2 separate regions of the Homo sapiens genome follow, and region 2 is linked to region 1. The links are chromatin loops, found by intact Hi-C in ENCODE. Cell type or tissue: B cell. All regions are shown on one strand. Links, peaks and the distances in the headings refer to the core of each region. The heading gives the core; the rest is flanking DNA.

Region 1 (2,924 bases), core at 166-2,665:
GTGACTCAGGTCACAGTCGTATCTCTCTCAAAGCTTAAAGTTTTTTAAAAGCTTTTACATTTTATTTATTTTCAAAGCTGTCACCAAAAGCCCTCAAAGCCCTCAATTTTTCTTTTCTTTCTCTCTCTCTCTTTCTTTCTTTTTTTAAAGAAAGAAAGATATTCAATTTACTTCTTCTGTATCCTGTCAGAAAATAGTGTTTGGAGATTCTATGCAGTTGAAGCAACCCATGTGGCCTTCCTCTGAATGAAGTCACCAAGCAGCTTTGGATTTCCTTCCACCCACCTTACATGGAGGTGTTTTCCATTGCTTATGGCCACAGATAACCATACTCATTACAAGAGTTAAGCTTGGCCAGCAAGGTGGCTCATACCTGTAATCCCAGTGCTTTGGGAGTCCCAGGCAGGGTGATCGCTTGAGCCCAGGAGTTCAAGATCATCCTGGGCAACGTGGCAAAACCCATAGACAAGAAGAGTTGAGCTTCTTGAGTGTCACTGTGGAATGCGTTGGTGCCACCTAGGGAATCACATTGTAATTTTCAAGACCCACTTATGGGCATTTCTCCTTTTTAGCACTGGATTTTTCCACACTGCCACTGGCTTTATGTATGCTTCTGCTCCCAGTCCCAGTCACGTTTGTAAACAATCTCTCACCTCTTCTCCAGACCTCCCTGCCAACTGCCTTCCAAAATGAACCTGACTCTGTGGTTTGAACACATTTATCTGCCTGCACGTCCTGTGCTATTTTTCTGTCTGCGCCTTCTATAGGGTTGTTCTAGAATTATTTTTCTCTGTATGTGGGAGTCTATGTCTGCTTCAATGCTGTCTTACATAATTATTCCCTCTAGTCATAGAGTTCTCTACTCATATAGTTAGCTTCAAAAAAATTCCACATATAGTCTCCCATACAACTCTCCCACCGCCCATGGGGTTGGGCAGGTCAGGTACAATTATTGAGCTATTTTACAAATGATAGCCTGAGATGCAGGAGAGTTAAGTGTATTTCCTAAGGTAACAATGCGAGGAAGAGGCAGAACGGGGGCCAGAACTCAGTTCTGCAGAGGCCAGGCTCCAGGCCCTTCCCACTACACTGCTGCAGCTCCTCATGGCCCCTCGGCCATGCTCCTTGTGCAGTGGCATGCACCGTCAGGTGCTTAGTAAATGCTTTGCAAAGCAGGTGTTTCCTGAAGCTGAAGTAATGGTCCATGTGAACGGTATAAAAACAATCAAGCTAAGGAACAAAAATATGATCCAAGGCAATCAGAGAGGCTTAAGGGCATCATGTGAGATGTAAGGAATAAATAGATAGTAGATCAGGTGGAGAGCAGATCATTCTGATGGTGAAAGGACAGGGACGGGTTGAGTGAGGCAAAAAAGCCTTACACGGGAAGAGTGATTTTCACTTTCAAATAAATTATCTCCTTTATTCCTCAGACCAAACTTGTGAGTAGATGTTAGCAGAGTCTCTGTTTAATTTATAAAGATTTTGCATATCTTTATACATTTTTATAAAGAGTTTAGTACTTTTTTCTCCCTCCAACACCACTCAACTAATTAGAAAGGCCCGTATTCAAAGCAGCCCCTCTGACTCTAAAGGCTGAATACTTTCACTCTAGGGCAGGACATAGATTGTTTTGTCCCCCAAGAATGCTAAGTAAGCCTGGGTCCTCATGTTAGATCTGTGTTGTTCTTCTATAGCAAAAATGGCTATCTTCTTGGTTTCTCCTTTTTTACAGTAGGTTCTAGAGGGGCTGGAGGGACTTGGTAGTACACATTACAGATATGAGTTCAAATCTCTGCTCTGCCACTAACCAGCTGTGGCAGCCGTGAGAATTCAAGGAAGTTATTTCCTTTCTCTGTGCCTCAGTTTTGTCACCTGTAAAATGGGGATAATCATGTGTCCAACACACAGTATTATTTGCAAGCCAAAAGTAAAATTCTAAGTGCCCCCCAACCAAATGAATGGACCCCTCCTCTTGGCCAAAGGCTTTCTAAAGTAAACCTGAAACAGGCCATGATGAGAAGGGGGGTCAGACACTCCTCATTACACCTTCTTCCCTTTGGAATTCAGGCATAGCTGACCAACAGCATTAACATTAACAGAGACATTGAGACTGCCAAAACAGACTCTTTGTAGCAATAAGATACCAACATGACAGATAGTAGGCCCTGATAGAAATCAAAGTATTTTACCCCAAAATACATTTCTTTGACATATTTTGAAATGGCCTTGCAAAGCTGTCTCTGGGGAAAATCTACATTCAGTAGAGGATCTCTTTCCCTTTCTAAGTCTTTTTCCTGACCCAGGAGAGAATTCACTAAGAGTCCAGCACCTTTTTAAGGCTGACAATAAACATTTACAACCTACTCCCTCTGAAGCCTGCTACCTGGAGGCTTCATCTACATAACAAGAACCTTGGTTTCCACAACACTTCTCTTAACCCAGACCCTCCCTTCTGTTGATTACAGGTCTTTAGATAAACTCAACCAATTGCCAATAAGAAAATAAGGAATCTACCTAAGACCTGGATGCCCCCACCTTTGAGTTGTCCCACCTTTTTGGGTTGAACCAATGTACATCTTACATATATTGATTGATATCTTATACCTCCCTAAAATGTGTAAAACCAAGCAGTTGGCCACACCCGGCCACCTTGGGCACATGTTCTCAGGATCTCCTGAGGATCAAATGAGATGTATATAAAGTGCTCAGCACAGAGTTTAACATCTAGAAAACCAACAATGAATATCCACTGTTGTCATTGTGTTGTATAATAAAGAATGTGTCTAGTTTTTGTTTTAGGTTCCGGGAACATGGCGTCTGAATCCGAGTGATAAGAGTATCTGTTATTCATGGTGGGCCCTTGGACCACAGCAGAGTTTATGCTAACAAGGTGACTCAGGATGGGGCCAGTCTTGTGGAAA
Region 2 (2,924 bases), core at 236-2,735, 160 kb after region 1:
ATGACCTTAGCCACATTCCCACAGTCATACATCACATAACATGCCTCATGTGGTGCAGAAATTATGTAGGAATTTAATGACAGCGGACAAGTATGAAGCATGTGTTCTGAAAGTGGAAAATGGATTTAGTGTTACTGCTTTCACCATCTGTATTAGGTTATCACAGTCAAGGTTATATTATATGGCTTACCAAGTAGTCAAATGTTGAGAGTATACATTGTGAAGAATGTTCAGTTACATCTCTCATTTATCTACGGAGTATGTAGCTAAAAGTTAAATGAACAAGCAACCCAATAACTGATAAATGAACAAAATCTATATACACCCATACACACTTGAACCAACATCCTCTTTTCAGGAAGTCTGGTGAATGCCTATAATTGCTTTACCTCAATTTCCGGATGGGGCACTGAGATTTAAGAAGTCTTCTTTAAAAATGTTTAATATTTTGGGGAAAAGGCCAGATTTATTTTTGAAAGCCACCATTGCATGTCTGAAGCATCAGTTCATTTGTAACCAATCCTCTTCTAAAAACAGCAATGACATCATTGTACAAAGACTGTGGGATCCATCACACAGATTTCATGAACAGATGCATGCCCGAAACTCACGTGTTTCAGATCTATGATGCTCAAAGATGTCCACCTTGAGGACTGGGTTCTGAGGCTGTCAGTTTGGCCGAACTGTTTCAATACTGATAACCTGGAATTGGAGGTCAGCTCCTGACCACTATTACCTTTCCAAAATATAGTCTCAAAATGAGGCTGTGGTTCATCTTTAAGTCACTGACTTTTCTTTTTTTTTTTTTAATGTTAATGTTTTTTTTTTTAATTATTATTATACTTTAAGTTTTAGGGTACATGTGCACAATGTGCAGGTTAGTTGCATATGTATACATGTGCCATGCTGGTGTGCTGCACCCATTAACTCGTCATTTAGCATTAGGTATAACTCCTAATGCTATCCCCCACCTCCCCGCACCCCACAACAGTCCCCAGAGTGTGATGTTCCCCTTCCTGTGTCCATGTGATCTCACTGTTCAATTCCCACCTATGAGTGAGAATATGCGGTGTTCGGTTTTTTGTCCTTGCGACAGTACTGAGAATGATGATTTCCAATTTCATCCATGTCCCTACAAAGGACATGAACTCATCCTTTTTTATGGCTGCATAGTATTCCATGGTGTATATGTGCCACATTTTCTTAATCCAGTCTACCATTGTTGGACATTTGGGTTGGTTCCAAGTCTCTGCTATTGTGAATACTGCCGCAATAAACATACGTGTGCATGTGTCTTTATAGCAGCATGATTTATAATCCTTTCGGTATATACCCAGTAATGGGATGGCTGGGTCAAATGATATTTCTAGTTCTAGATCCCTGAGGAATCGCCACACTGACTTCCACAATGGTTGAACTAGTTTACAGTCCCACCAACAGTGTAAAAGTGTTCCTATTTCTCCACATCCTCTCCAGCACCTGTTGTTTCCTGTAAGTCACTGACTTTTCGAAAGTTGAGTATCACCACATGTATCTAATTTTTCCTTTACTAGAAATTCTTCATTCCCAAAAGTAAAAATAAAAACCTAAAAGACTTGCTTAATTTATATCCAAGGTGTGACTTCCCAAAGAAATGAAGCCTGTGACAAGTCCAACAAGCCACCATGGCTAACAGGCGAAGGGCACCCTAAAGGGGGCATGGCAGGGATCATGATGGCCTCACTGGGGTACAGGAGGGATGTAAAAAGTGAGTGGCCCTAGAGCACGGGCCAAGAATGAAGCTCCCTGGTGACAAGTTGCCTGGAGTTACTGTGACACCGGTCAACTAAGTTGGATATAATAAATTAGTGGCCATTTTCAAAGAATATATGCCACTTCTATCCCTAAAATTTCCACCTAACCATAGAGCAACGACATACACAGGAGATTTAATACAGGAGACTCTTCACAAGTGCTGCATTTCCAAGCCAGAAAGGAAATGGCCAGCATTCCTCTTGATAGGATTTGGGGAATATCAAAGATTAGTAAGGTGACTCATTTGTGTAAGTGGTCAAACCTACGAAGAGTTTCAGCTTTTCTATCTGCAGTGTACTTTCCTTCTTTTGTTTTTTGGAGACGGGGTCTCGGTCTGTCGCCCAGGCTGGAATGCAGTGGGGATCATAGCTCACCTGCGGTGTATTTTATTCTTCTTAGTGGTTTCCAAGCCAAAGCCTCTTGGTCTTTCTTACCATTTAGTTCATTCTGCCTCCCGCCCTATCCAACACATGCATACACTCACCTTTGTCATTGTACCTGCGTAACACAGGCACCATGTCTATGGATAATAGAGCACATTTGTCAAAAGGCTCTATGGGTATTTAAAATAGAGTAATGAGGTTATTTTTCCTGAGCTCAATTTCTTACTGATTAATACATTTCCTTGAGACCTCATAAATTTATAAGTGTGTGACTGGCTGAAATAAACAAAATATATACTATGTAAAAATCCAGCCAGGGAAGAATTCCAAATCTTCATCAATTTAATTTGTGTATCCCTCAGGAACTACTGCAACTATGCAAACTGTTCTAAGTCTGATGCAATGCAGAGAATGGTTATATTGGCAGAAAAATGACTACCCCCCTCCTCCCCAAATTCATCTGAGTTTCTGAATTGTTTGTTTAGCTGAAGATGATGAGCTACCAGCTACCTCTCTTGACAATGGTCCATCTAATCACAGCTCAGCAATATCCACAGCAGGAACACTCACCAGCAAACAGCCTGACTTTCAACTGAATTCAGCAATTTCTTTTCTAATGACAACAATTCCATTCAAGTTGGAGCAGTCACTGTGACCACATCTTTAGTGGCAAACTTAAAAGTTATAGTTTGTTTTCAATTGAATAAGACCTGAAATAACCTCCTCTTTCCAGTTTAGTCTTTAAAT

The links. Peaks named below come from ENCODE experiments on the same cell type or tissue, not always from the same donor. Only the 100,000 strongest peaks of a DNase experiment are listed, where the experiment ranks them.
Region 2: it touches region 1 in a loop (2.6-fold over the local background); 14 of 110 quality-filtered maps call a loop at or near these places.

Annotation. Positions count from the first base shown.
Region 1 is chr18:8,976,827-8,979,750 of GRCh38, reverse strand. No RefSeq gene overlaps it. Among named protein-coding and RNA genes, the nearest start is that of NDUFV2, 120 kb to the left of the region's middle. RefSeq lists an enhancer at 2,112-2,643. In B cell, for the core only: no CTCF peak of the experiment used is centred there; a DNase peak (open chromatin) is centred at 1,200; H3K4me3 peaks cover 335 bases; H3K27ac peaks cover 808 bases.
Region 2 is chr18:8,813,531-8,816,454 of GRCh38, reverse strand. The region is part of intron 11 of MTCL1 (microtubule crosslinking factor 1); the gene reads right to left. Among named protein-coding and RNA genes, the nearest start is that of GACAT2, 110 kb to the right of the region's middle. In B cell, for the core only: no CTCF peak of the experiment used is centred there; no DNase peak of the experiment used is centred there.